Regions from separate parts of the Homo sapiens genome. Here regions 1, 3, 4, 5 and 6 are each linked to region 2. A link is a contact called in ENCODE Hi-C or POLR2A ChIA-PET data. All regions are on one chromosome and are shown on one strand. The core of a region is the stretch at or near the end of the contact, and the rest is flanking DNA. Distances in the headings are between cores, read along the strand shown.

Region 1 (4,874 bases), core at 1,351-3,850, 4.6 Mb before region 2:
TCAATCTTTATGTATAAAAATTCATGAGGGCAGGGCGCGGTGGCTAGTACCTGTAACCCTAGCACTTTGGGAGGCCGAGACGGGCGAATCACCTGAGGTCAGGAGTTCGAGACCAGCCTGGCAGCATGGCAAAACCTCGTCTCTACTAAAAATACAAAAAAATTAGCTGGGCGCGGTGGCGGGCGCCTTGTAATCCCAGCTACTCAGGAGGACGAGGCCGGAGAAAATTGCTTGAATCCAGGAGGCAGAGGTTGCAGAGAGCCTAGATGGAGCCATTGCACTCCAGCCTGGGCGACAAGAGAGAAACTCCATATCAAATAAATAAATAAAATAAATAAAATCCATGAGTTATTTTATCACATTATATGTTTATAATTTTAAGTCTTACTTTCAAATTGAAAACAGTTTAATTTTCAGTCGCTCATGTTAGGTTTTTTTTTTTTTTTTTAGACAGAGTCTAGCTCTGTCGCCCAGGCTGGAATGCAGTGACACGATCTTGGCTCACTGCAAGCTCCCGCTACCACGCCCGGCTAATTTTTTTGTATTTTTAGTAGAGGCGGGGTTTCACGTGCTAGCCAGGATGGTCTCGATCTCCTGACCTCGTGATCCACCCACCTCCGCCTCCCAAAGTGCTGGGATTACAGTCGTGAGCCACTGCGCCCGGCCTCATTTTAGTTTTGATGCAAATATAGTTAAACCCTCCCGGGTTCTCCCTTCCGGGTTCAAGTGATTCTCCTGCCTCAGGCTCTCGAGTAGCTGGGGACTACAGGCGAGCGCCACCAGGCTCAGCTAATTTTTTCTGTATTATTAGTAGAGACGGGGTTTCACTCGTCTCATGTTGGCCAGGATGGTCTCTATCTCTTGACCTCGTGATCCACCCACCTTGGCCTCCCAAAGTGCTGGGATTACAAGCATGAGCCAACGCGCCCGGCCTATTTTTATTTATTTATTCTTTTTGAGACAGAGTCTTGCTCTCTCTCCCAGGCTGGAGTACAGTGGGCGATCTCAGCTCACTGCAGCCACTGCCTCCCGGATTCAAGCGATTCTCCTGCCTTAGCCTCCACAGTAGCTGAGACTGTAGGAGCGCGCCACCATGCCTTGTTAATTTTTGTTTTTTCTGTAGAGACAGGGTTTTGCCATGTTACCCAGGCTGGTCTTGAACTCCTGAGCTCAAGCGATCCTCGGCCTGGGCCTCCCAAAGTGCTGGGAGAACAGACGTGAGCCACCGCGCCTGGCCCCCTGTGGGTGTTTTTAAAATTAGAGACACTGAGACCCCGACTGAAGAAGATAGGCCACGGGGCTGCTGTTATCTAATATTTATCAGAACTCACCCGACTTGTATGGGCAACGCAGCCCCTTTTCACTGTTCTTTTTCTTTGCAAACTCCACAGTCCTCCCTGTCGCTGCCCTACAGTACTGGTTGGAAGGTCTTTCTTCTTTGACTCTAGGTGGGGAAATCCAGAACGAGGCTTCGCCTCACCTGCCCTAATGCCCAATCTTCTACTAGCATTCCAGGCAGCGCTTTCTAGTCACGTGAGGGATACCTAACCACTGGAACTAAATAAGATGTGGGGGAACAACTGAGGTCATCACCTAAATTGCTTGATACTCTCTTTTCCAGAAGACGAGCCCCCTTTCTGAGTTTATGGCAGAAAGTGAATCCCTCCCTCCCTCCCTTCCTTTCTTTTTCTGTAAGACGGTGTTTCGCTCTTGTTGCCCAGGCTGGAGTGCGACGCCGTGATCTCCGCTCGCCGCAACCTCCGCCTCCCGGGTTAGAGCGGTTCTCCTGCCTCAGCCTCCAGAGTAGCTGGGATTACAGCCATGCGCCACCACGCCCAGCTAATTTTGTATTTTTAGTAGAGACAGGGTTTCTCCATGTTGGTCAGGCTGGTCTCGAACTCCTGACCTCAGGTGATCCGCCCGCCTCGGCCTCCTGGGATTACAGGCGTGAGCCACCGCGCCCGGCTAGAAAGTGAATCATTTCTATATTTGATTGTACGTGAAGCCCTCGGTAGTCCTTACTGACATCATGTCTCCTTTAGACTTTGATTACACTCCGTGTCCTTCATCTGACTCCTCTCTTCAGATTCCTGAGTCACGCTCTGTTTATGTTGCTGTTCAGGAGCGAACTGCGGCACCGCCCAAACACTGTGACGCCAGCGCGGGAGGAGGGCCGCGGGAGGGGCAGCGGAACGCGCAGAGGGCACGGTGCAAGCACGGGACAGCTCTGCATTGGCCAAAGGGATCCCAGGAGGCCTGGCCCTCTTTTCTCCTGAGGCTGGATCCCAACCAGCAGGAAAAGGCTGGATTTTCGCCTTTTGTATTTGTTTTGGGGCCCAACCAAGAAAAACAGTGGAGGGGGAATAAAACATGTTTAAATCTTTTTTTTGTCTTAAAACCATCTTTAATTTCACAGTCACAAAATAAAACATAACTCGAATGTTTTGATGTTTGCAGTGACATCGATTGTGAAAAAGGTTAGCCAGAAAGGAAACGCAGTGAGACAGAGCGCTCGGCCACCCCCTGCCCTGGGCGCCTGGCGCATGGGGGGCGGGGCGGGGCTCGCGGGGTGACGTCACAGCCCGACGCGCCACCCAGCTGTTTTTGTGCTCCCAGCTCTAGCGAAAAGCCGCCGGTATTTCTCCATCTGGCTCTCCTCTACCTCCAGGCAGGCTCACCCGAGATCCCCGCCCCGAACCCCCCCTGCACACTCGGCCCAGCGCTGTTGCCCCCGGAGCGGACGTTTCTGCAGCTATTCTGAGCACACCTTGACGTCGGCTGAGGGAGCGGGACAGGGTCAGCGGCGAAGGAGGCAGGCCCCGCGCGGGGATCTCGGAAGCCCTGCGGTGCATCATGAAGTTCCAGTACAAGGAGGACCATCCCTTTGAGTATCGGAAAAAGGAAGGAGAAAAGATCCGGAAGAAATATCCGGACAGGGTCCCCGTGAGTGTAGAGGAGCGGAGGGGATGGGAGGGGAAGGGCCCGCGGGGGCGGGGGCGGGTAGTCGAGATGGCTTCCCTGGGGCGCCCAGGCGGCTCTGGAGAAGGGAGGTTCCGAGAATTACTTAATCCTGAACGCCCTTCAGTGCCAGAGCCAATGGACGTCCAGACTGTAGAGCTTTTAAAACCCCGTATGCCTGGGCCCCGAACCCCACTTCAGGGCTGACGGCGTTTTGGGGGCCGAGCCGCCGTCTTCAGTGACTCAGCAACCCACACACGGTCTCAGCAGCTGAGACCGTGTGTGGGTTGCGGTGCACAAAATAGGGCCCCTGTGGGCGAGACTGGTTAGATCGGGGCCATGGATTGGCTGCCTTTAAGAACGCAGGGACATTGTGCTGTGCGGTGAGGTTTGCGCAAACCCAGTCGATTTCTGCCTTGGCTGGTTCTCCTTTAATGAAGTTGACTTTGGCTCTCATATCATTGGTCTTGGGACGAAAAGGTTCAGAAGCTATTCAGTAATTTTCTTGCATTACAGGGGGTTAGGGGAGCACAAGACAGTCCTGGCCTGGAAAACAAGGTCACGTTCTCTGCCCAACAGCCCTCTTGCCTCATCGTTCTAGGCTCCGGGGCTTGTGTGGGGACAGCCAGCCTCCTCGTGTTGATTTCTGATCACCTGGTACCTGGTCGCGATAAGGCAGGACTGAGACGTTTTTTCTCCGTTTTGGACACCGGCTTAAGTAGTTAAAACTACCGCAGGCAGTGAGTAGGAACAGAAAAGTATTAGGTATCTTTCAGCATCCGGGCGTTTTCCCCATTACCCCCTCCCCCGCCCACTTGCCTGGTGTTTCTCTAATGCAGGCTGCGCAGCCGAATTGGAGGGCAGAATATGGCTTAAGTGGTAGGGGGACCAGCAGCTGTTGGATTTTGGAAATGGAGGAGCGGAGATTTTAAAATTGTGCTCTTTATCTTCAGGTAGGAACATTAGTATTACGTGTCACATAATGGTAAAATAATTGCTGTTATCTGATGTCTTTTCTTGACTCACAGCCACTCTGGGTTTCTTCTCTAATCCTTACCTAACGTTCGTGGTTTTATAGCTACCAGAAGCCACCAGGGCCTTAGCCCAGCAGTAGAAACCTCTTGTAACCCTTTTCCTTTAAAAAGAAAAAAAAGTCATTAGGGCTCTTCATTCCCCAGGAATTACAAAAAGGTTTTCAGCTTATAGAGGGGTGAGCTAATCCCTTACTCGGGAAAGGATCCTTTACAAATTACTTTCCTGGTTTCTGGACCTTGGATACCTGAAAATTTTGCCCAGTTCTGGTGATACCAATCTTTTGAGCAATGATATTTAAAAAATACAATCAAGTTTTATTGATAGTTTACCCTAGCGGTATTATAAGTACTCAGTCTGTAATCATTGACTTACTTCCTTACACGATTACCCGTTCTACAGATGGAGTATTCAAAGCACAAAGAAATGCAGTAACTTCCTAAAGGTTTCACATTGCTGATCTGTGGTTGAGCTGGAATTCCAACCCTGTCTGAAGGACTGTGGAGCTCTCGGGTATCTTAACCTCCATGCCATATTGTTTCTCAGTTTCTAATATAGTTGTATTAACCAGAATTAATGACGTGCTGTGGACTTTACACTGTTAAGTATTGGAAATAGATAAATATTTATGTGCATTCACTCTGAATATTTTAGAGCATTCTGTTCTTTTCCTGCTCATAGTTTGGTGTTAAATGTTTTACTCCTGTGATAATTTTTAAGCCATTAAGCCTGTCACTCAGATTTCAGCTTTCCTAGGGTTATGTTTTAACCAGTGGTGAGCTGCTCCCAAGGTGACCAGTCTGTGACCTTCTTTCTAGTTATGACGCAGGTTCCTTGATTTGGTTCTAGTTCTGGGAATTCATTGCATCCTTGGGCAGAACTCT
Region 2 (4,758 bases), core at 458-2,957:
GCCACTGCACTCCAGCCTCGGTGGCAGAGCTAGACTTGGTCTCGAAAAGAAAGGAAAAAAGAAAAGGTAGAGAAGGGGCAGATTAGTTAACGCGGCATGGATCACACCGCATCCTGGGGTGCCAAGCCTAATGAGAAGTTAGGAAGGACAGAGCCAGGAGTAGAGCGAGGCTGTTATACGGAGCTTTACCGGAGGCCGGGGCGACCCCTACGGCCTGGACGCAGGCTGATCACCAGGTCTTCCGCCCCCTACCCTCGCCTACTGGAAAGTGCGCTTAACTGGTAGCACCAGCCCCACCTTTCTCCAAGACCCTCACTACACCCCGGGAGTACCGGGTAGGACCACGCGCTTGGTAATCCCACAGCTGTCTCTCTTACATTCTCACTGAACTTATTAGAACCTAACCCGCCACCCGTTTCCCTTCTAGACCCCCAGGCTGCTCTGAACAGGGCCTTTACTCGGAAGCCAGGGCTTACCTCCCGGCTGCGATAGGGTTATTTGTGATGGGCATGACACTGCTCGGAGCGGGGGATTCCCGGCAACTTGGCGACCTGCAGGTGATCTGGCCTTTCATGCCGGCGTGACCCCCACTGCCTGCCTGCCAACTCCACGCCCGCCGCCAGGTGGCCGAGCAGGACGCTACCCGCTTGGCGTAGGCAACTTTACGCAGCTGGCTAAGAGGGAATCGCAGGGTGTCGCGAGTTTCGCCCGGCCGCCTTAATCTCAGCATCTGAGCTTGGTCACCTCTCACTCAACGTCAGCGATTAAGTAAAATAGTACCCAGTAAGACTACGCGCCACACTAGAGCTGCATTCAGCTTTCGGGCTTGCAGGTAGCGGCGTGCTGCGACCTCCCATTTCCTGCGACTTAGCAAGCCCTGCACACGCACGAACCGCCCTTGACGCGTGACGCTCACCCCTGAAGGCCAGCAGGAAGTCACCTAAGCCCTGATTTACATGGAAGCCATCCGATACGTGCTTATGGGCCAACGACTCGGCCGCTTAGAAGACCATGACCAGTTCTAACACTAGGGCTTTGTACAAGCACTCTTCTAAACAAAATCCGGTGTCTGGATTTTGGGAGGTCACTACTGCGTTGCGCGGCACCTCCAGGGTCGTACCTAAGCACAGGCGGAACCCCCTCCTTGAGGTCTAGTTCTCCCCGTGCCCGCCAAGTCTAATCCCGAGCAGATGCTCGGGCCGCGAATATCCCATTTCCGGTATCCGGAAGGCGACATCAAAGGGTTGATATTTACCCGTTATCTAGGAAGTGTTAACAGCTCTTTCTGTGACAGTTTGGGGGCCCTGAAAAGGGCCTTTTGGAGTCTGTAGAGAAGCTGTGGGGACAGCTCAACCGCCGAAACCATAAAGGGTGCGACCCTGGCGTTTCAGCGCGTACACCACATCCATGGCCGTGACGGTCTTGCGCTTGGCGTGCTCCGTGTAAGTCACCGCGTCACGGATCACGTTCTCCAGGAAGACTTTGAGGACTCCCCGGGTCTCCTCGTAGATGAGACCAGAAATGCGCTTGACGCCCCCACGTCGGGCGAGACGGCGAATCGCCGGCTTTGTAATGCCTTGGATATTGTCCCGCAGCACCTTCCGGTGGCGCTTGGCGCCTCCCTTACCCAGCCCCTTGCCACCTTTACCTCGCCCAGACATTCTGAAATCACAGCGCCTACTCAGCAGAAAATCGGGCTGCCCACTGTGATTGCCAGTCGCAGACCAGGGCTTATAGTCTCTCGATGCGGACCTGTTTGAAAACATCAAAAAAGTGGGCGGAGCTCTAGGCCCCACCTCTGGAGACATGCTATAGTTGTTAAGTCCAGGAAGCAGTCAGCGAAACCAGCCTGATTTTTTTGTTGTTTGCTCTTTTGGGAAAATTTTTTCTGATGTTTGGAGAAAGGTTCATGGTGATACGTTTTAAAGTTAAAACAGTATGAGCTAAAAGAATTTATATTGCCTTTTCTCAGCGCTTAAATAAAAGTAGGCCAGATCCTATGCACGTTCCTTGTTCTGTCCCTCCCTCCTTCTGTTTTTTCAAACGGAATTCCTGACTTACTATGAAACTCTATAAAAACCTGAAAAGCTTTACATCCGAGATTTCAAAGCAATTACTTAAAATTTAAAATTTTTCACACGTGGGTCTTCTGAAGACATAGTAGGGGGAGAGGACTTTTTTCTCTTTTACGGCCCTGCAGATAATTAAAATTCTTTCAATTGAAAAAAGAAAGTGCAGCTTCCCGTCCCCCACCTACACTCCACCCCCACCTCCCCCCGACCCCCGCCATTCCCCTTTCAGCTGCTTCTGCGCAATTTGCAGGTTTTCCTGCCCTGCAAGAGCCTGTGTGCTTTTCAACCAAGTAACTTCCTGTGGTTATTTAGTTGAAATATTGTCAATGTCTTATGTCATTCAAATCTCAGGTTCTCATCTCACATTTTCCACTTAAAAATTCAAAGTTCTTGTAAAACAATGGATGCCACAATCATGACTTGGAATAATGATTTCTACTGCAAATCCCCTCAGGAGGTTCTGAATCCCTTCCTTTCTCAAGAGAATCCCTGAACAAAAACGAAAGTTTCTGTAAGGTGTCACCGCTCTTCAAAGGTGTCAGGACCCTGTCTTCTCTAAAGGTTTTACTGTGTTAAAAAGCAGCTGTTATTTAGAGGATGAGTCATAAGTCTTTCCCAGGTAGTTAATTAGGATTCTGAGCAATGAATTTTAGTAAGTGGGGCTTCTTTGTCCCTGGTCTTGAAGATAAGCCTTTACAGCAGGAAGACTTTATGGTAAAATTTTGTTATATTTATAAATGCCTATAGTTTACATTTGTTTCAATCCATGCCCATCTTCATAACCCAAAAGGTATTTATTTTTCTTTTACTTTTTGTTAAAGATAAAAGAGTTGGAACACTGTCTTGAATGGCTGGAAAAAGTCCTGAATGGTCGAACTTCACTCATGATTTTAATATTTGACTCAGAGGGAAGAGGAAAAGTCTATCAGATCTTGAAGAGATAAGAATTATTGTAATGGGGCCGGGCGCGGTGGCTCACGCCTGTAATCCCAGCGCTCTGGGAGGCCGAGGAGGGCGGATTACGAGGTCAGGAGATCGAGACCATCCTGACTAACATGGTGAAACCCCATCTCTACTAAAAATACATAAAAATTAGCCGGGCGTGGTGGCGGGCGCCTGTAGTCCCAGCTACTCGGGAGGCTGAGGCAGGAGAATGGCGTGAACCCGGGAGACGGAGCTTGCAGTGAGCCGAGATCGCGCCACTGCACTCCAGCCTGGGCGACAGAGCGAGACTCCGTCTCAAAAAAAAAAAAAAAAAATTATTGTAATGGTAAAATCGGTTGACTTACTTATAGTTAAGCTTTCTAAGAAATCAAGACTAGAACATTTTCAAATTAGAAATCTCTTGCTTATTGGAATAAAAGAAAAAAAATCGTGTCTAAAATAGTAATACTTTTAAAAACTCTTGAAAATTCCCCAAGATACAGGCAAAAATTTAAGCTAGTTTACAGAACTCATTCCAGGAACATCTCGTTAAAAACTGCATCAGAGATTTGTATGCCCATTTATTTGGTATATCTAAGAGTTATTGGATGCTTACTAACGTATTTAATTTTCAAAACACTTTGATACAGGTAGAGGAGTCAAATAACTTATCAAAGGTCACTGCTCAGTGGTAAAGCCAGGATTTAGGCTGAGGCAGACTGGCTCCGGAAAGACCGCCTAAACCATGACAATAGCTCTGAAGACATTTATTGAGTCCCCAGTATGGGTTCATCATTGTTCTAGGCAGTAATGACATATACATAAATATTTGAAAATGTTATTTCAATGAAGTCAAATCTTTATTCGGATAGTGAGAAGGTAAATTTGCTTTACTTTAAATGTAAATGAATCCACATAAAATGTTTATTTTAAAAAGCAAGCGTTCAACATTACATCACGTATCGGTGTTAACTGTGTTACTGAAAATGTTCAGGTAAAAATGAAATGACCTCGATGAATTAGGAGAAAGTAATTTTTAATTAAAACAAAACACTTGAAACACTCTTTTTGTTTCAAAAAGCATGGGTCCACAATTCAGGTATATAAGAATAAGCTGCCATTCTGACTTTAGTCTCTGGACTCATTTACAAAGAGACCCGGGGGACCTCCACGTCTTCGCAGAGGACCCGATCCGCTGATCTGTGGCGCCCTGGCTTGCGGGGAGCAAGCCAAGGCCAAGACTTTGGCCTCTCCAATAAAACCTAGTGGCTCTTTGCAGGCCCATAGCCTCAAAGACAAAAGATATTTTGGCTAGGCGAGCTTGTTCCTCCCGTCAGCACAGGAAGCATTCACGTCTGGTCATCACTCTAGCTTCAGACTCAAAAGTGAACGATTGGCTGGCTGTGAGCCGCAGGACCCTGCGGGGAGACCAGGGTGGTCTCTACACTGTTGGGTAGCTAGCTGGAGGCAAGGCGCTTGTATAAGAAACAGTCCACGGACCCTGTCCTGGGCAGGCAGAATTCCGCGGACAGGCTGTTGTTTCGCCTAAGCAGCACGGGCTGCGGAGACAGAAACCTACCTGAGTAGTACGGTGTATTATATGAGAACATCCACTTAGCATAGCAACGTCTACGGACAACCCCTGTAGCTCTTCTTCTGGATTGTTTTCTGTTTCCAACCATGTTTTCTTATTTCCTACGAGTTTATGTGCTTGGAAGCGAGCGTGGTCGTGGAAAACCCGTAACCGCTAAATTCATCTGGG
Region 3 (4,952 bases), core at 782-3,281, 3.0 Mb before region 2:
AACATTACCTCGCTGCTCACCCACTCGGCTGTTTTGCCTTCTCAGCAGAGTAACTGAGTTTAAGACAGCCACGTGACAGGCACAGCTATATTAGAACCAGCATAGTGAGAAGGGATGCAGTGCCTCTCTTTTCTAATTGGGTAGAGCAACAATTTTATATGCTTTCACATTATGTTTGTTCCCAAAAAAAAAGAGGCAAAATTGGGAGCTGAACGTGATCATCATTATTATTTTATATTTTTATACATAACAAGATGCGCTCATACTTATTGTCTCACTTAATTGTACAGCAGTCCTTGAAGCAGGTGCTATTGATTCTGTTTGATGAGCTGACCGTGTCTCCGATAGGTCAACTGGATTGTCCAGGTTCACACAGCATGTGAAAGGCCGAATGTGATTTCTACTTCTTGAAACCACCTTTCAGCTTTTTTAGGAGAAAACATAATGACATAAAGAGTTTCATGGACTTGAAAGTAGAGGCACTGCTGACCGCTGAAGTCTGGGCAGCCACAGGTGCAGGGACTGGGACCGGTGTGGTTCTAGTGATGCCACCTGATCATGAAGTTGTGCTGAATCCTCAGCAGACTGGCTTCTCCCTCGTAGTAGGATGAGGGAGAGGAATCAGGATAACAGCCTGTCCCTGTGGATGGTTTATTCTGGTTTTGTTCACCAGTCCTGCTGCCTCCCCGTTTGTTCTCTTGCGAGCTCAGGTTAGAGTTGAATTTCTCCCTACAACCAGAATGCCAGGGCTGGTCCTGTAGGCCCTGATGGGCCAGCTCTGAGAGTGGGCTCAATCCAGTACCCAATTCCCCAGCATTTTGCTAGGGGTGCCCTTCTAGGAGCAGGGTCTCACTGCTTTTGGAAGTCTCCAAATAAAAAACCATGGTAATAGAAAGGGCTTGGGTCTGGATAGACGTGAATGGACTTGAATTTCAGGGTTGGCTCTATTAGAGAGATGATTTAACCTCTCTAAGACTCAAGTTTCTAACGACACCTACTAATGAGGGCTTCTTAGAAGTATCAGAGCTCATTTATGTATAGCACCTGGCATAGTGCCTGGCCTGCAGTGGCCAGGTAGCTCACCAAAGCTCCATTTCTGTTTCCGGTTATGGTGAATAGCCTGTTGAGGAGGTGGCTTCCCCATGCAGGAGCCAAGGGAAGCAGACATGTCGTTGTCTGTGTGTTTCATTAAAGAAAGGACCTAGGGTTCTGTCTGTGTATTATTGAGACTAATCTTCCTAAGTCACAATGGAAATAAGCTTTGCTTTCAAACGATCCCCTGTGATTTCCAGGGGCTCAGTTTTGCTCTAGGGCACTCCATCCCAGGACCTTTTCCTACCCACATGTCTCTCCCTCAGTCTGGAACTTTCTTCCCGTTCTCGCCTGAATCTGTGAATCTCCTTCAGCCTTCCCCACTCTTCTAATACCTATCAAGTCCTCCCCTGTCCTTTGCTATCACATCAGTGTTCCAAAAATGGCCTCTCCTCACAGCTGCCTGTGACGTGCAGTGATATCACCAGCAGAGTTGAGACAAGGACAAGGAGAAGAGATTTAATTCTCTGTCAGTGTCTTACAAAGCAGTAATGACTTCTAACAAAGCCGACCAGCCACTAGCATTTTCTACTTTGTTCCCCCTTAAGCCTTCTTTTGGGTGCCTTCACTTTTTACATCCAAATGCTTGAAGCTTTCTACTTTCCCCGCGGCACATGTGGCTGTACGAGGGCCCTGGTTAGCTGCTTCAAACAGCTTGAAGAGCAAAAACAGCCCACAGCAGAACAGCCAGGATGCTTTGGAAGGGAAATTTCCTTTTTGGGTTTGCTGTCTGAAAGAATTTCCGATGCAGGCAGACGTTAATTCCTAGCTCCATGCTTCCTGATAAGGAAGCAGCTTCAATAAATGCAGCTATTTATAGATGTCTTTTTTTTTTTAAGAAAAAAAATATATAACCAGAGGTTTACTGACCTTTTCTTTCACTTCACATTTCATGCAGTGAGCTCTGTGTACATTTAAGGCAGTTCCTCCAGCGTCAGCTCTGACAAAGTGGCCCTGGTTTCGCTGTGGGGGATGGGGAGGGGAGGATGAAGATGGCACGGCCCCTCATTAGTGTCACGGGCTCTCCCTTTCCTCAGAGTTCTGAAGTAGACATTTGGAAACTGTTGACAATGGGTTGTCCCTACCTGGTGCTCTGTGTTATTTATGTGAGCCCAGAGGTGCCCAGCTTTATTCTAGACTCAACACTGAAAGGTTATAGCAGACTAAGAGAACCCTTTAAAAAATAAAAGACGATGAGAACCAGTCCATTTTATGAAACTTGAACAGCAACAGGAAATCAGAAACTTTATTTCCATTTCTTCTTTTCTTCTGTCCGTTGCTTCCTCTTGGATTTTCCCAACCCTCAATACGTCTGTGGTCTTTCTCTCGTCTTGATGGGTTTCCGCAGATTGAGGAGTTCCTGTCCATGAGCTCCACAGTCACCCTTACATGTATCTACCTAATGCTTTCTGGCAGGTGTGATAAAGGTTCAGTGTGTTGGCTTGAATGTGCTTCTCTAAGTTACTTCTCACCTCCTCTGATTATCAGAAAGCATTGGTTGAGCTGAGTATATACAAATACAGCAGTTTCCATGCTCAAATAACTGATATTTTCTCCCATTTTGCTTCATGTGTGAGTTACACCACATTAGTAATTCAAACTTTTGGGGTTTCTGGCAGGATGACCTTGACAACTTCATCAGAGGTAAACGTTAGCAGCGACGTTTAGATGTTGCTGCTTTTGCTGTTGCCATGGGTGGATTCTGATTCTCAGTTGCCTGTACCATGTGTGAGTGTTTTGTGGTTCATTTTTCTGATCTCTTCTGAAGGAGGGGTAGAGCAGGACTTGAGAGATTTAAACTGGCCCTGGCTCTGGCCACATGCTGACTGTAAATTCCCAAGTATAATTAGTCACACTGCCCCAATATTTACTGCCTCCATCTTGGGTGTGTGGACAAAACCCCATTCTTTCAACATTGGTCTCCATTTCTGCTTCCAGCAGATCATGGATACCAGTAGCTCTCAAATGGGGCTGTAAGATTCCAGTAATAGAAATGCAGATGATGGGTACGGATAATGGATAAAGAACTGTAGATGTGGGGTGGATGACGATTGGATACCTAGAAGGGAAAGTTGACTGCACAGGGCTACGCAGTGAATACCCTATTTTACCAGGTCAGCTGAGGCTAAATTCTCTACTTCTGGGGTGGGGGTACTAACTGAAATGGTTCACTGAGGAGGGTGAAGGTTTGTAAGGGAAGATGTAACAATACTTTTTTAAAAGCACCTAGGACAAGTTTTAGGGTGTTGAATAGCACCATTTAAAAATTATAGGGGTATCCAGCAATTTATGGAGCTCTGATTGAGAAGTATCATTGTTAGGATTTTATTACCCATTTGTTTTCCAGAAGTAGCTCATCTTTGCAAATGAGCTTTAGTTTTTTGGTCATTGTACCCTACCTGCCAGCTCACAGGAGCCTGTGTTTCTCCTTAGGAGCCACTCTGAGGTCAACCGTGTTTAAGATCATAAAGCCACTCTAGAGAATCTCTGTGGCATTGTTGTGTGGAAGAAGAAATAATGATCACTACTATTATTATATATATGTGTGTGTGTGTGTGTGTGTGTGTGTGTGTATATAAAAGTATATGTGTGTGTGTGTATATATGTATATATGTGTGTATATGTATATGCTTCATATATATTATCCTGAATAATAACAAACTCTGCACAGTAGATATTATACCTGAGGCTCAGGTAAACCACTTGCCCGAGGTCACCCAGAGAAAGTGGAGGAGCCCCAATTTGAATCCGTATCTAATTCCAAAACCCAGACTTTTATTTTCCACTTCACCCTATTACTCTTTAAAAGTCTGAGGAGCAAATGAAAGTTGTTTCATTCTATCTATTGGTTAGAAGGAGAATATCCAAGCTAACAGGCTGATTTTTTTTTCCAATTTTTAAGCATAATATAAATTACTGACAAGAGGGCCCAGATGGATAAAATCAGAGCTATAAACCAAATTATCTTTTGAACTTGAAGGAAGATAAATTTCCATATCCAATCCTGTATGCACACTGTTATCTGCCAGATAGTCTCAGGTATGTGTGTAAATTCTGGAGTGTTAGAAACAAAACTAAATGAAGTAAAAAGAGGTTCCTTGTCTATTATTTTCCATCTTTTTTAAAGAGATGATCTACCTCACAGATGGTTATTAAACAGTAAGAAAGATGCTGTGATTGAATGAAGATTGTGTTACTGAGTTTACACCTTAAAACACTGAACTTCCTGATAATTTGTGTTAAGCCAACACGCTTCAGAAAAATTGCCTGACGTTTGGTGCCTTAGTTTACCCACATGGCATGTGTGCCAGAACACGCTACAACAGGGTAAGAGGGCAGAGAACATGCTCTTGTAGGGGTCAGTTCCTTGAGCTCTGGTTCTACGTGGCTGATTACTTGGGTCATCCCAGCAGTTCATTCCATCTCTCAGGACTGTGGTTTCCACATCTGCAAAGTGAAATGGCCTGAGTATATGATTCCTAAGTTCTCCCCAACTCAATCGTCGCATTGTTCTCTTATTCCAGAAGAGAAACACAAGGGGTATCAGCAGTGGAACATTATCTGTAAATGCCAGATTTCATGATCATTCACTTGATTTTTAGGACTCAACATCAAATTTTAGTGCAGATGGTGGTACTTTCATGACACAGGAAATTGTCCTTCGTTTTACCTGTGATTGTTTTGGGAGGAAGCCCTCCTGCAAGGAAATAGGGAAATCCAACACCCAGCTCTGTTGAGCATTTCCCTATGGTTCCTGTGATTGAAATCGGGTTAATGCTTTTGTGGGATGAGAACTGGTGCCAGCTCCTAGGCCTTGCAGGGCTTCTAAAGACTGTCCCTGCCACTCTTGCCTTATGCTG
Region 4 (4,620 bases), core at 108-2,607, 4.0 Mb before region 2:
CTTTCCATCCACTGCCCCCCCAAATCTCAACATTTCATCTTCCTGTTTCCCTTCCTACGTTACAAGTGCCAAGGTAACAATGTTTTGAACTAACGTCATACCCCCACTTCCGACAAAGTTTTTTCAGCTGCTACACCACGTGCGTTCCCACAGTCCGGGAAGAGGGAAGCGTGTAGCCATTGGTGGACACTGAATGGCTGTTTGCAGCCGTGGGCACAGAGAGGGGGAGGAAGACGTGGGACTAAGACCCAAGTTTCCCGGAGACGATTGCAACATCTCTTTGCTGGCATGTGGCCAACAGGAGCATGGCGTCTTTCCCATGCCCATGTGGGAAGGGCGTCAGGGACAGACACCTGACCCTTCCTGGCAAGAAGCTTTTCTATCTTTCCCTCCCCGTCTCCTTCTAGCGCCCTCCTCTTCCCCAAAGGAAATGCTCTCCTTTCCCAGATCCCAAGCAAGGACCCCAAAGCGCCAGGCCCACGTGTCGGTCCTTCCCCTACATCCATCCCTACCCAAGGTCCCCTCTCCCAGACTGCCTCTCCTTTCTTCTCCAAACGCAGGCATTTTCCACCACGCGAATCCGCAACAGTGCCCGTCTGGGAGACAGAAGTTAAGACCTAAACTTTCTGGCCCGGAACCAGAAGGGAGATGCACACGGCCGCCAGGAGCGCAGGGCGCAGCGCGCTCACCTGGGAGCGCCGGCAAGGGAGGCGGCCAGCGCTGGGGACCCGGAGACCCCTGGGGACCCGGAGATCCCTGGGGACCCTGTGCTGTCAGCGTCTCCAGCCCGGGTGGGAGATGTAGCGCGAGCTGCCCACACGTGCTCCGCGGCCGGCTGGGCCCGCCCCACTACGGCAGCCCCTGCCCTCCCTGGCCTGACTCACCGAGAACTTTTTTCTCCGCGTCTTCGCTGCCGGCGGCGGTGGCTAAAGAGGCGGCGGCCGCGGTGCCCGTGGCTGCGGGGGCCGCGTCCCCACCGGGGTTTCCTGCGACGTGGGCGGCGGGCGCCGGGGCCGCGGCCTGGGGCGCACCGCTGCCCACCGGGCTCTTGGGCGCGGGGTCCTGGGGAGCCGCGGCGGCCGCCTCCGTCGGAGCCTGCGGGAGGGTGGTGGTGGTGGTGGTGGTGGCCTCGCCCGCCTCACTCATGCCTCCTCCTCCTCTGCTCTCGCTCAGGCGCCTCGGTGGCGGTTGGTCGGCGGTTAGCGCGGCTGGTGGTCGCGGCGGCCGGGGCTCGCTCTCGGGGAGGCCGGGGCGGATCTCGCGGCGCAGGCGGCGGCGGCCGAGGTGGGGTCGCGCGGCGGAGGCGGCTCGAGCTTCGTGCTGCGCGCTCTCTCTTGGGCTCCTCGCTCGATCTTACTGCCCCAAAAATGGCCCCGCACAAGTTTTTCTAGGCGGCGCACCGGCCCGGGAGGGAAGGGCGGGCGAGGGGAGAGGGTGGGGAAACTTGGCTCGGGAGTCGGGCCCTGGACTCTCATTAGCATTTAAAGGCGCCCGGTGCGCTTTCTATGGCTCCAATCCGCCGGGACGCGAGCGCGCGGGTCGCGTTGCAGAACCAAGGAAAGCCAGGGTGAACGGGGCGCCCGGGTTGTCTTCTGGAGCGTTCCGAGGAGCCCGCGCTGCTGACCCTTTGTTGGAGCGGGGTGCATTGGCTCTCCTCCCTCAACCCGTCTTGACACCCGCAGCTGACAAGGAGAGGTAAAATAGGGCACCCAAACTACTCTGCGCTTTACCCTCTCAAACACTTGTTTTTAAATCCTTTGCATCTAGTCAGTCATTCAACATGTATCAAGCACCAGCAGCTATTCGTAGCACAGCTGTTAAGACCTGGAATAATAAAACCTTAAGACTATTTGGCAACTTACTCCTGAAAGGTAATATACGGATAATTTCATCTGTAACACGCAGATGAGGAAATTGACCTCACAGATTTAATGTAAATTCAGAGTTTACACCAATTTAACCGCAACAAATAAGGAGCTGTCAATATATATTTAATAAGGAACACACACAAAAAAAGCTGAATAAATCCACTTCCTACCTTCTGCTCCAGTTGCCTCTGCCAGCTGGTGAAAGCTTAAGGAACTGAGCCCTCTTAGCCTCGAGGATGAGAGGTATAGAGAAACAGATCACCCAATAAACATTATTCCCAAGTTGAAGAGCCCACATGCCCTTTGAGAATGGGCTGGATGGTAGTAAACACAGGGCCAGAGGGTCTGGGATCTGTACCCAAAGACTGTCTGGAATACAGGACTATTTGGCCCCTAGGGTTCAGACAGACTAGGTATAAATTCTGGCTTTGTTTTTTATTAACCAGGTTAACTTGGGACAGAGATTCAATGTCCCAGAGTCGGTTTCCTGCTTTATGAGAGGTTCTCAAAGGTGACATGAAAAGTAGATGAGATTATCATGTGTCACTCCAGTGTCCGGTCCACCTAAAGCTCCTTTGTTTTGTTTGTTTTTTAAGTTATTGCCTGTTCCCTCAAACAATTTACCAAATTTTTTTCCAGGAATATGTCTGTAATGTCGATGTCTACCTTAACATCAGTAGGGTAACTATCAAGTGTAATTCATCTTTGTATCTCCACTGGTTAGTACAGTACGTAGCACAGAGTTTGGACATAGTGAATGTTTACAAAATGAAAACAGACCAAATTCTTCCAAACTCAATTACTTATCTGCACATTTGCTATCAATTATTATGAAACTTTCCTGAATTCTTACTTTCTTATTTCATCCACAAAAAACACAAAGAAAATAAGTTATTTGAAAAAATAGCAAATTATGTAATTTTGAGCTTTTCTATGTAATTCATCAATATTTAAAAAATTACAAACTCTTAAATGTTAGATTCATATTTTAGTTTGACTTCAGTATGGAGCATACAGTGATGTTATATAAATGTAGATGCTTTTAAAATGCTGGTCTAATTCTAAGAATGATTAAATTATTTCTTCATGTGAAAGATTATGGTCTTAATTACAATTAAATTATAAACATGATTTATTCTGGTGAGGACTGACCATTGACTTTCTTATTCAGCAAAATGATTATCATTGCTATTTACCTTTCAGAATTACATTACAAGAAAAAAAAGTAAGGAGATTGAACTCTTCAAACCGATCCAACAGTAAAGCCTTTTAAAAAAATTCATCCTTGGAAGTAATTCATAACTAACAGGTGTGATCTCCAACCTCTGGAAGACCCTAAAATAATTACAGATGCACCCTGGGATTTCCTAGAATTTGTGCTGGACTGGCTTCCAAAACTACTCATCATTGTCATCCAAACAAAGCAGTGAGCAGCTGGAAGTTGTTGGTATTGTACTAAATAAATCTAAAGAAAATTAGAACAAATATGATCTATGTTTTAATAATCATAAGTAGGAAGCAACTTGGATACAGATACACATAAATTTATCCATTCCTTCATTCACTAATTCATACACTCATATTTGCTAAGCAAATGCTATGTCCCGGACAAAGTACACCATTGTGAGTATCCAATGTTGACCAAAATGGAGCCGGTTGTAAGGTCTTTTGATATGATGTTAAAATTATTTTTCACTATCAACATTTCTATTGTAAGACAATATCATCATTTACTAAGTTTAAGAGTAAGTCAACAAAGAATTATAATCTAATTGCTGACAGCAGTCATTTTTAAGCAATTATTGGTTTGATCATAAAAACAAATGCCACTCTGTTCCTAGTATGGAGGAAGTTAAAGCTCTCACAACTGTTGGAAGGGCTGAAGGAGGGAAACTCAGAGAAGCTCCACTGAAGATCTCAGCCTCCAGTCCCCAAGACAGTGGTTCTCAGGAGTTCTCCTGAAGCCACTGGAGCCACAAGATCTTTCGGAAGTTCTCAGCAATTCAGGGCTGGATTCAGGTTTTGTGATGCTTAAAACTAATACAATTTAGAGAGCCCTTTTTGAGATAAAATAAAGTTATGAATACTAAAATGCTAGGACTGCTCCCAGAGTCTTCGAAAGGGTCCGTGCAAGACAGGAGCCCTGAAATTTAAACTTCATTAGCTTTACTCCTGCACCTGCTATCTCAGTCAGCAACACCGATGCAGTAAGTCCTCAAGAAGTTCATCTGGAAGCAGCTTTGATGCCGATGCATCTTTCTATAACTGACTCTGGTATATAATGGTCTTCTCTTCTTCCTTCTAAACTTTGAGCGAAAGGCTCTCATTGTTAGATTCCAACTTGGAAATATACAGGCCGGGAGGGAGATTCTGGGAAATGTAGTCTCTGCATTTGAAGAAGCTAAAGTTGATGCTAAATTGACAGGAGGCTATCCAGCATATCACCCTAAGGAAGAAAATGCAATTAATTGACTAAGGAGATTGAGGAGAATTCAAGTTATTCAAGGGACTGGAGCTTAAAATAAGGAAGCTTTGTGTATTAGCATATTTGAAACTGGAAAACAGTGAAGTATTAATCTCAACTTAATTGATACAAAAAAGAACATGAGGGAAATGGTCAGTTTGGAACAAAAAAGTGCAAGAATAAGAGAGTAAAGGTATTTCAGGATGTCTCCAGCAATGTTCAGGGGGAGAGTGGACCTTGGTTATCACGCTCTGTTTGGCACTCAGTAGTAATGCATTCAGCACATTT
Region 5 (5,036 bases), core at 1,426-3,925, 3.6 Mb before region 2:
TAGCAAACCAAAGGGTTGAGTACTGATCAGTGTCCAAAAGGAAACGTACTTTTTTTCTAGTTTGGCATTAGCACAAGTTAATGGTGTGGTGTGAACATAAGTATAAAAATATTAAGCAGTATTAAACACAGCTGTTAAATTCTGGAGCTGGCTAACCTGATGAAAAGTCAGTTAAAGGAAGCTTCCAATGCCCAAGCCAGTCAATGCAGTTAATCTGTACAATCAAGCCATTTCCAATCATGAATTTTCTAATTTGTACAATCAAGCCATTTCCAATCATGAATACTCTAATCATGAATTCTCCTAATATCACCCTCAGCAAAAGAAGTGTGGATTAGGCATTCAAATCTAAACATCAAGGGGCAGATAAAAACTACAACCACCTAAATTATTGCTCCTATCCCACTCTCAGGTGGAAAGAAGGAAATCTTTCTTCAGCTCTAGAGCATTAAGGAGTAGGATTTGGAGCTTTGTGACTGTTCTTTGCCTATTCCCGTCCCATTGGAATAGGCCCTCAATCTGGCCATGTTATCAGTGGGTGGCTGCTATTTTCCCCACGGTCTCAGGGTGGAAGATAAGGTTTTCATGGAGTTACCCAGAAACGGAGCAAGTAGGGCGTAAAGGGTGGCACAAAAGAGGAATAGAAGACAGAATGAGTCCACATAGCTTTACATATTTGGAAATGAAAAATCCAGGACGTAATGACTCCTGTGACTCTGAATGGCTCTGTGTATTAGTCTTTCAGTTTTCAAAGGGAGTAAATTATATGTGTGAACTGAAACTATATATCTTCTCCCAGTTCTCAGAATTGATCATTTATTTTACATCGCTCTTCAGTCTCTATACCAGTATTTTAGAAGTTGTCATAAGTAATTCCTCTAAGTGCTACCTCGCTGGAGTGGTACTGGAGCAGCAAAGTAGCAAAAGAATACTAGCTGGGAACACAAAATTAATTTTTACAAATTTATCAGTGGCACGTTATTTCTACCAGTCATATAATCAGTAGACTATATAGAAACAGAGGTACTCTAGGGTACCGTACTTGTGCTCTGAATAGCTGCTAGACATGCAGTGCACGGTGCGATGTGTGGTATCTCAACAATGCTTTTCAGAACAAGACTGTAACCTTAAGGTCATGATCAGAAATCACACATTTGAATAATCCATGAATGAAGACGGTGTGTGCGATTAAAAAATACAGTGCTTTCTAGTTAAAATGGGAGATAAGTGAAGGTAATGAAATGTGCACCATTTAAATAACAAAAGTATTGTGGCTATTAGAGATTCACTGTGCTGTTACTCTAATGGTATTAAGAGTTTGGAAGTACAGGCCGGGCGCTGTGGCTCACGCCTGTAATCCCAGCACTTTGGGAGGCTGAGGCGGGCAGATCACGAGGTCAGGAGATCGAGACCATCCTGGCTAACACGGTGAAACCCCATCTCTACCAAAAAATACAAAAAATTAGCCGGGCATGGTGGCGGGCGCCTGTAGTCCCAGCTACTCAGGAGGCTGAGGCAGGAGAATGGCGTGAACCCGGGAGGCGGAGCTTGCAGTGAGCCGAGATCGCGCCACTGCACTCCAGCCTGGGCGACAGAGCGAGACTCCCGTCTCAAAAACAACAACAAAAAAAGAGTTTGGAAGTACAGAGTAGTATTCCAGCTCTTGGAGCCTAGCCACAGGTTTCACAGATGCATCTCCATGCAGAAATGGCTGAAGCTTCCACAGCTAATCTGAACTTTTTAAGGGTTTACATGGCTGGGAATATAATTTTGTATGTATGTCCTTATGTATATACGCGTGTGTGTCCACTAGTTTTTTGCTTGAATGTTTATCATTCCTGTCACTTGCAATTTAAATATTCCTAATAAATAGAAAAATCCAAAGACTAAGATTGTGATCCTTTTTATGTCTATGGTATATTATGAATACAGAGACCTTGTGCTTTTATTGGCGTAGGAATCATCTTGCCCTAATATTAATATTATGAAATCAAAAGGGTAAGATTCCTAACATCCCACATAACACAGCAGACAAACTAAAGTTTTAATCTAGCTTTGGCCCTTACAAATTTTGTGCCCTACGGCAAGTTACATCTCGCTTAGATTTTTTCATTTTAAAGTGGAACTATCTGCATGGATGTTCGTACATGCTATATAACACATCCTATTCCAGAGCCACCTACCATCAGTTGAGCTCTAAATGGTAAATGCCACAGTGAGAAGCAGACAGGAAGGGGCGGAGCGCCAGCGGCGCCCGGGGCTACGCGCCGCACTGCACCGAGCGGCGGCAGCGGCAAGCTTGGGTGTGAGCCCGGGAGCCGCTTTGCTTACCGTCCTGCCGGTCCCAGCCGTCGCTAGGAGGTCCGCGGGCCCTGCGGCAACCCTCGCTACAGACGCTGGGCGGGCGGCGACACCTGGCTCATGGCCCCCGCGGCGGCTCCGTCCTCCTTGGCCGTCAGGGCCTCAAGCCCCGCCGCGACACCCACCTCGTACGGCGTCTTCTGCAAGGGGCTCTCCCGCACCCTGCTCGCCTTCTTCGAGCTGGCCTGGCAGCTGCGCATGAACTTCCCGTACTTCTACGTCGCGGGCTCGGTGATCCTCAACATCCGATTGCAGGTACATATTTAGAGCCATGACTAAGCTAACGGCCTCCGGGGCCAGCATGATGGCCGACTCCCAGGGTCCGTTGCGGCGCGGCGGAGCAGCCAATGGCGAGCCCCACAGTCTCGCGAGAGTGCTCAGGCGCTCTTCGTGGCTGCCCTCTTAGCTGCTAGCGGAGCTCCTCAGGGGGCGGCCGGGAGCCTACAATCCCTAGAAAGAGAATACGCTGTTCCGGAAACAGAACTGCAGTTAAGACCCTCGAAAACATCTAAGAAAGTGTGCATCCTAAAACACCTGACGAATTTCAGAATGTGACAAAGCGCAGAGGATGCATTATTTCAAAACAAAACAGAAGGCTAAAATTTGCAGGAAAAAGAAAATCAGTAAACCGGGAATCCTCGGACTGGATTGTAAGCAAGATTTCAATGAATAAGAAGCTGAAGGTATTAAGGCTGTGATATAGAAGGTACATATTTCATCCCACAAGAGAAAACAATAATAATCAGAAATTTTCGGTGAAAAAAACGCAAAACTGTACAGGAAAATCATCCTCCAAGTACCAGACATAAAATGCTGCAAGCTTTTGAACTAATGGCGAGAGTGTAAGAAAATGGGCTCTACTTCAGTGATCCTGTGGCAGGACGTGGATCAAGACTTGGAACCGCAGAAAACGAAATCCCATAGTAGCACAAAGCTTGGCTGTTCAGTGAATAACATTTAAATAATCGTAAAATACAAATGTTGTTTATGGTTTTTATTGTTTAAGGGCATACTTAATTATGGTTACAAAGTGGAGTGCAAATGTTATTTACCATGTTTTAAAAATACAGCCGGAAAATACAAGTGGGAATGTTGAAGGAGGGCGGGGGAAGTAAATGGAATGGGGGTTATGTCCTTATAAAGTGGAAACTTGAAAGGTACTGTCTGTTGTTGAGTGGGGAAAGACATTTTTATTACTTACAGGGTAGCCATAAAGTTTCTAAAACGGTAATATATTAAAGAGGGAGAGTGGTAGGGGAGAACAGTATGAAGTCAACAGGAAATGGCTAAAGATGGAGAGCTCAGGTAGAATAGTTTAAAAAATGAAAATTGATAGAGTACCTGGTGTATTTGAATACAGCCTAGAGAGCTTTCATTTTCCAAAGAGTGTGGGGATAAATTAGTGAATGCATATTTTTCAAAATTAAGAAAACAGAACATATAATTTTGAACGCTGAGAAAAATAAAAATTTAAAAACTACACTGTATACACGGTATACCTCAACTGTGAATAATAGTAGTCATGTAAAGTCAGTCATAATTATGTAAATACTGAATACTGATTTTACAACAAATGATTCTATAACGCTGGGAGGATGGGAGAAAAGAGATGTGTGTGTGTGTAATGGTGGTGAGCCAATCAAGATCTGATATAGAAAAATGCAGAAAAAGGAGTATACACATGTTTTCTTCGGATTAAAAAAACTAATAATAAATCACCAAGAGTGGTAAAGTTTTAAATCAAGATCTGATATAGAAAAGTGCAGAAAAAGTAGTATACGCATTTTTTTTTTCAGGAAAAAATTAACTAATAAACCACTAAGAGGGGTAAAGTGTTAAAATAGTTGCATTGTTCTATATTCCACTCATTGTGTCCAGCAAACAGTGTTCTATGGCTTTAAGTAGTAAGCATCTTGCCCCGTCCAACACCATGTCTGGCCTAGGGTAATTGTTCTTTCTAGTCTTTATTCTTTGTCTCCAGCCAAACTCCATTTGGGCACATTCTCCTATAGCCTTTTCTACCTGAAGATACTCTGTGTTTTAAAGCTAAGCTTAGGTGGCGCTTTTTCCATTAAATTTTTCCTGGATTCCACTGACCATATAGGAGCTCACTTCTTTTAATCCATAAGGCCATTTTCATAGGTTGCCTTATTTTTCCCTAATCGTGCATCAACTGTCTGTTTTATATACCCAAGACAGGTTTCCTAGACTGCGATAAGCCAAAACATTTTAGTCTAAAATATCAGAAGTGTAGTTTAATCAATGAAATAGTAATACCAAGGGATTTAGAATCGTGGACATCACTGTTTCCCAGAGCACTGATGTCCCAATTTGTAACACAAAAGACTGTCTAGTCTTAATCCTGAAATGGTGACAGAGTAGGATGCTCCATTTGGGTGACTATGTGAACATATTCCTATAACTTTTTTCCTCACATCAGTCATTTGTTAAACCGAAGATGAAGAAACAGACTTTGTATTTATTACATCCTCCAACATAATTGGCAGCTCTGTGAGGGAAGACACTATATCCTATTCAATTTTACACCCGGTAGTAACAGTATGTGTGTGTACTGTATATATACATATATATATACATACACATATATAAATTTAAGTAGTAACTATATATGTATATATGTATAGTTACTACTTACTATATATGTATACAGTATA
Region 6 (4,921 bases), core at 1,844-4,343, 4.7 Mb after region 2:
TGCTGCTCTGTCTATGGAGTAGCCATTCTTTTATTCCTTTACTTTCTTAATAAACTTGCTTTCACTTTACTGTATGGACTTACCCCAAATTCTTTCTTGTGTGAGGTCCAAGAACCCTCTCCTGGGGTCGGGATCGGGGCCCCTTTCTGGTAACACTTTGTGTTTTCTTTTGTTTTCTTTTCTTTTTTCTTTTTTTTTTGGGGGGGGGATAAGGTCTTACTCTATTGCCCAAACTGGAGTGCAATGGCTCTTGATCACTCACAGTTCACTGCAGCCTCAATCTCCTGGCTCAAGCTGTCCTCCCACCTCAGCCTCCCAAGTAGCTGGGACTACAGGTGCACACCACCACACCTGGCTAGTTAACAACAAAAAAAAGTGTTTTGTAGCGATGGAGTTTCATCCCATTGCTCAGGCTGGTCTCGAACTCCTGGGCTCAAGTGATCCCCCTGCTTCAGTTTCCCAAAGTGCTGGGATTACAAGAGTGAGCCACTGCACCTGGCCCCCATGCTGAGTACTTTGAACTAAAGGAGATTGGAAAGCCTGAGAAGCAAAGTCTCTCACTGAACCTCTGTCCTGCTGTCTCCTATCCCTGTTACTCACCCTAGGCTAGTCATATAAACCAGAACTCCTTTCCCCACAAAGTAAGCCATGAAACGAAGAAAGGTCACTCTCTGCCTTCTCATTTGAAGACTCTCATTCCAGAGAAGTCTGCTCTATACCTGGGTGTGGAAGGAATGCTACACAGAGAGGTCAAGACGAATCTGGACAGGCCTTGCTGGGTTTCCACACTCAGTCTATTACTATTAGTTCATTCTCTTTTTGTACAATCACATTTCTACATGGATGTCCACTCTGTTGAATCTAGGCATACAAATGGACAGCTTTCTCTGGGTCTTTACTTCTGAAGGCTCCTGTGTCACATAAGACTTCCATTAAATTAATTTGTTACACTTTTCTCTTGTTAACCTGTCTTTTGTTGTAGAAGTGTTGGCCATGACCCTTATGATGGGTGAGGAAAGGTATGGAGTGCAGTGGCATGATCATGGCTCACTGCAGCCTCAACCTCCAGGGCTCAAGTGAACCTCCCACTTCAGCCTCCTGAGTAGCTGGGACTACAGGTGTGCCGTAGAGACAGGGTCTCGCTATTTTACCCAGGCTGGTCTCAAACTCCTGGGCTCAAGTGAGCCTCCTACTTTGGCCTCCCAAAGTGCTGGGATTACAGGTATAAGCCACCCTGCCGGCCTTCTGATAGTTTTTAATTTACAGTTTACAGTGTATTTCACTTTAATACATTCCTTATCTAAGATTGCCTTTGAGGTTTAAAATGTTGGAAGTTAATACCTTACATTGTATGTGCCTCTGAAGGTATCTGTAAATGATGTCCCATGTTATTATTTTTGCATTCCCTTAGAGGCAACATTTTATATAACAGTTGTCCAAAGGCCTAAGGCAGAGGATGTAATACTGGGTACTCACGGTATATGACGACTTTCCCAAATGGGAAATGAGCATGGAGGCTCTGTTTTCAGGCAGTCAGTTCTATCCTCATTTTCCTTGAGTAGAAGCATCCCTAAAATTGGCCTGAAAATGTGTCCTTGGGTCAGGGTGTAATGTGGGCTCTTTTCCAGTCTCCTTTCTTCCAATGACCTCTTCCCTACTTTACAAAAGAAAGGCATAATTCTTCCTCATGCTAAATCTTAGTAAGGTGCAATACCCGGTTATGCAAAAACCTCCAGGACACCAAAGAAAGGCACAATTGACTGGTGAATAAGAATGGGGTAACACATCCTTTCACAAGTCAGGTGGTTTTCAGTTGCTTGCTTTCAACAAGTTGAAAGAGAACCTAATCAGAGTTGTCAGCTGACAGATCATTAAAAGTATTTTTTCTTTGTTAGATCTTTATGCGATTTTTGGGCATATAATGCGAAAGGCATTCAAAGAATTGTGTGGCATTACTATAACAAAACTCCATTCATTCTCATCTGCTTTTTTTATGCGAACAAGTTTTCTCAACACTTATATCCATGGAATTGAAAACTTGGAATAGAACTGATGCTGAACTATTTCTCAAAAAAATCCATCCACTGAAGGTCATAATGTATATTAGAAAAAAGTCCACCCAAGTTCATTTCTGCAAGATGCATTGCCAATAAAATTTTGCTTTTGTGTTTAGTACTTACAAACATTTGAAATAGATTTGTTTTGATCGGTTGAAATAAGAGCTTTATGATCACAGAAAATATAAAAAACAACCCAGATACTTCAATTTATGTTCACATTTTTATTACAAGTAAGACGATCAAAATAGTTCAAATATAAAATATATTACTAGGATAAAATTCTAGAGGAGATATGCAACGTCAATATGAGTTCCAGAAAACAATATTTGGAAATTGTATTTTCCAAACTGTATTTTAAAAAAATGGATATTAGTGGGTGTTAAATCCCTATGGTATTTAGAATCCATTGGCTATACAGTATTTAAACAATGCGACAGATGAAATATTTATAAGCCGGAAAAATGTAGCTGTCATTCTAAACTGTATAAGAACATACACAGCTTTACGAAATTGTTTTAGAAGGCTCATGAAGTAAAAAGTTTGAGGACCCTGAACCAAGATGTTTGCTCTGGGTTCAGGATGTCAACATCTCCAGGGGTATTCAAACATAGGGTGTATTAAAACCTGTCGCCCTGTGTTGCGCATAAAAATTTAGTACCTTACACCGTAGTGTTTTAATTTTTGCCCATTTTAAACCGCTCTCTTCGTAGACTGTAGGCTCGTTCTATTCCTGGCTCAGCTCCTGTACAGAGGGGACACTCCTCAAACACCCCCGGAATGAATGAGTTTATCGTGAGAACTCGGAAGGCTGCTAAAATCCCCGGCCAGCGTTGGAGTTTTCAGTCCGCGTGTCCCTGGGCTTCGAAGCCCGGCAGGGCGTGGGAAGGCCCCGAGGAAACGCTGAGCACTTGCAGGCGCCGGGGCGGGGGCGGGGGCGGGCACTGGGCAGCGGGGCGGGCGCCGGGCGGGGGCGGGGGCGCAGAACCCGCAGCCGGGGGAGGTGCTGCCTCGTGCCGCCGCGCAGGCGCGCAGCAGTCTCCGTGTGAGTGCGCGTAGTCGCGCGCCTGTCCCCGCGCGGGCTCCGTAGCGCGTGTGCAGGCTGACGCAGCTCGCGGGCCCTCCTCCTGCTCTGCAGCGGCGTCGGCGGAGTTTTGGGCGTTTGGGAGGGGGGCGAGGGAGAGAGAGTCGAGAGAGGGAGGCGGCGGTGGGGAGGAGGAGGAGGAGGAGGAGCAGGCGCCGCCATGGCCGCCGCTATCACCGACATGGCCGACCTGGAGGAGCTCTCCCGCCTGAGCCCTCTGCCCCCCGGCAGCCCGGGTTCGGCGGCGCGGGGCCGGGCTGAGCCCCCCGAGGAGGAGGAGGAAGAGGAGGAGGAGGAAGAGGAGGCGGAGGCCGAGGCGGTGGCGGCGCTGCTGCTGAACGGCGGCAGCGGTGGGGGCGGCGGAGGCGGCGGCGGAGGAGTGGGGGGCGGCGAGGCAGAGACGATGTCGGAGCCGAGCCCCGAGAGCGCCAGCCAGGCCGGGGAGGACGAAGACGAGGAGGAGGACGACGAGGAGGAGGAAGATGAGAGCAGCAGCAGCGGCGGGGGTGAGGAGGAGAGTAGCGCCGAGAGCCTGGTGGGCAGCAGCGGCGGGAGCAGCAGCGACGAGACCCGCTCGTTGAGCCCCGGCGCCGCCAGCAGCAGCAGCGGGGATGGGGACGGCAAGGAGGGCCTGGAGGAGCCCAAGGGACCGCGGGGCAGCCAGGGCGGCGGCGGGGGCGGCAGCAGTAGCAGCAGCGTAGTCTCCAGCGGCGGCGACGAGGGCTACGGGACTGGGGGAGGCGGAAGCAGCGCGACCTCCGGGGGCCGGCGGGGCAGCTTGGAGATGTCGTCGGATGGGGAACCCCTGAGCCGCATGGACTCGGAGGACAGGTCAGTGCTCTGAAGCGTTTCCCCTTCCCTTCCTCCTCTTGAACTCCCGGGCCCCTCAGAGGGGGACCAAGGCGACGTTTTGCCGCGATCCCCCTGCTCCCCGAATCCTCGGCCCCTCCCCCAGACTCTCAACTCGGAAATCTCTCGCCGTCGCCGCCGCGCCCCTCTCGCAGCGCATCGCGGCTTCCAACTCTCAAACCGTTCCCCCCCAACTCTCCTTTCCCCGCCCTCTTTCCCCTCGGCGCTTCGCTCCTCACGGACCTCAGGACGGCTCTAACTCGGAAACAGTCCCCAAACGGGCCCAGATCCTCTGGCGGAGCAGAAGAGGGCCTTGATGTACACACGTCGGTACTCAAGGTTAGCTTCTTCCAACCGTGTTCGGGAACACTTGTCAGAACTACAATTGACAAGTGTTTCCAATATGGCTGGTCTCGCCTGGATTTAACAGAACTTCCTTGTCCATGGGAGAGACCCCAGCTATCACTTTTCTCTACTTAAACAAAAAAAGGACTGTTCTTTTATATTAAATCATTGCCTCCCAAATCCCTCATTTGTAGTCAGTCATGTGGTCTCCAACGTGATTTTAACAATCTTTTCTATTTGTTTTGGGAGCATATCTGGGAAAAAGTTTTAAACACGTATAAATGGTTGTGGAAAAGAATAGTGAATTGATGGCCTTTTAAGATAACTTTGCGGAATCAGAGAGTTGGAATCGTAACAAAATACAGTCTTGAAGGTACAACGTAGTTTGCGGCTTTATAGTAATGTTTCAACATGAGAGTCATGATTTTAAATGATAATATTTAAAGTCATGCATTGGAGAGGTCTCGGAAGGAATGAGTATTATTTTTCTTACTAAAGCTTGTTAGAAGTAACTGGAGAGTGACAAAAATGCGCATTTTTTCAGAACATTTAAAAAGTGTGATAGTGTATGTTTCAATTGTCTTAT

What was found. Hi-C counts contacts between places; a loop is a spot of excess contacts on that map. ChIA-PET counts read pairs that join two places held with the same protein, here RNA polymerase II (POLR2A). Pooled maps may share reads with other maps.
Region 1: a loop to region 2 is called in a map of ascending aorta, with 6 times the contacts of the local background. The contact joins the promoter of GABARAPL1 here to the promoter of H4C16 in region 2. A Hi-C loop is called at or near these places in 2 of 168 maps with a recorded cell type or tissue (ascending aorta and naive thymus-derived CD4-positive, alpha-beta T cell) and 17 of 50 pooled maps.
Region 3: a map with no recorded cell type shows a loop between it and region 2 (7-fold over the local background). The contact joins the enhancer-like site here to the promoter of H4C16 in region 2. A Hi-C loop is called at or near these places in 1 of 37 single-sample maps with no recorded cell type and 2 of 50 pooled maps. POLR2A ChIA-PET finds 5 or more read pairs at or near these places in 1 of 52 experiments (activated B cell).
Region 4: a loop to region 2 is called in a map of sigmoid colon, with 12 times the contacts of the local background. The contact joins the promoter of YBX3 here to the promoter of H4C16 in region 2. A Hi-C loop is called at or near these places in 1 of 168 maps with a recorded cell type or tissue (sigmoid colon), 1 of 37 single-sample maps with no recorded cell type and 9 of 50 pooled maps.
Region 5: a loop to region 2 is called in a map of CD8-positive, alpha-beta T cell, with 24 times the contacts of the local background. The contact joins the promoter of PRH1-TAS2R14 here to the promoter of H4C16 in region 2. A Hi-C loop is called at or near these places in 1 of 168 maps with a recorded cell type or tissue (CD8-positive, alpha-beta T cell) and 10 of 50 pooled maps. POLR2A ChIA-PET finds 5 or more read pairs at or near these places in 2 of 52 experiments (CD4-positive, alpha-beta T cell and activated naive CD4-positive, alpha-beta T cell).
Region 6: a loop to region 2 is called in a map of naive thymus-derived CD4-positive, alpha-beta T cell, with 19 times the contacts of the local background. The contact joins the promoter of AEBP2 here to the promoter of H4C16 in region 2. A Hi-C loop is called at or near these places in 2 of 168 maps with a recorded cell type or tissue (both naive thymus-derived CD4-positive, alpha-beta T cell), 1 of 37 single-sample maps with no recorded cell type and 10 of 50 pooled maps.

What each region holds. Positions count from the first base shown.
Region 1 is chr12:10,210,277-10,215,150 of GRCh38, forward strand. It overlaps GABARAPL1 (GABA type A receptor associated protein like 1), which reads left to right and starts at 2,601. Exons shown (of 4, transcript NM_031412.4): 1 at 2,601-2,943. The coding sequence starts at 2,854. It overlaps GABARAPL1-AS1 (GABARAPL1 antisense RNA 1), which reads right to left and starts at 4,791. Exons shown (of 3, transcript NR_170310.1): 1 at 4,366-4,791; 2 at 3,778-4,093; 3 at 3,373-3,686. RefSeq lists an enhancer at 1,838-2,380 and a silencer at 2,474-2,733.
Region 2 is chr12:14,769,424-14,774,181 of GRCh38, forward strand. It overlaps H4C16 (H4 histone 16), which reads right to left and starts at 1,708. Exons shown (of 1, transcript NM_175054.2): 1 at 1,297-1,708. The coding sequence starts at 1,661. The coding sequence ends at 1,350. LOC105369669 reads right to left here and starts at 1,234. Exons shown (of 3, transcript XM_047429947.1): 1 at 477-1,234. The coding sequence starts at 730. RefSeq lists enhancers at 334-929, 930-1,526, 1,191-1,520, 4,402-4,758, 4,533-4,742.
Region 3 is chr12:11,757,245-11,762,196 of GRCh38, forward strand. All of the region lies in intron 2 of ETV6 (ETS variant transcription factor 6), which reads left to right. Among named protein-coding and RNA genes, the nearest start is that of ETV6, 110 kb to the left of the region's middle. RefSeq lists enhancers at 1,382-1,431, 4,863-4,952. Within about 2 kb of position 2,032, at least 15 of the 41 ENCODE cell types and tissues checked have a DNase peak (open chromatin) inside an H3K27ac peak, as active enhancers do.
Region 4 is chr12:10,721,966-10,726,585 of GRCh38, forward strand. YBX3 (Y-box binding protein 3) reads right to left here and starts at 1,358. Exons shown (of 10, transcript NM_003651.5): 1 at 885-1,358. The coding sequence starts at 1,146. LOC124902876 reads left to right here and starts at 1,087. Exons shown (of 2, transcript XM_047429946.1): 1 at 1,087-1,695; 2 at 3,072-3,353. The coding sequence starts at 1,145. The coding sequence ends at 3,141. It overlaps LOC112268104 (a long non-coding RNA gene), which reads right to left. Exons shown (of 4, transcript XR_002957443.2): 4 at 4,227-4,314. RefSeq lists silencers at 604-1,003, 1,134-1,233, 1,254-1,473.
Region 5 is chr12:11,168,936-11,173,971 of GRCh38, forward strand. It overlaps PRH1-TAS2R14 (PRH1-TAS2R14 readthrough), which reads right to left and starts at 2,676. Exons shown (of 5, transcript NM_001316893.2): 1 at 2,487-2,676. SMIM10L1 (small integral membrane protein 10 like 1) reads left to right here and starts at 2,259. Exons shown (of 1, transcript NM_001271592.2): 1 at 2,259-5,036. The coding sequence starts at 2,422. The coding sequence ends at 2,628. It overlaps PRH1-PRR4 (PRH1-PRR4 readthrough), which reads right to left and starts at 2,690. Exons shown (of 10, transcript NR_037918.2): 1 at 2,487-2,690. It also overlaps a transcript of PRH1 not described here.
Region 6 is chr12:19,436,399-19,441,319 of GRCh38, forward strand. It overlaps AEBP2 (AE binding protein 2), which reads left to right and starts at 3,094. Exons shown (of 8, transcript NM_153207.5): 1 at 3,094-3,972. The coding sequence starts at 3,302. RefSeq lists silencers at 2,962-3,211, 3,272-3,421, 3,432-3,531 and enhancers at 4,182-4,231, 4,262-4,351.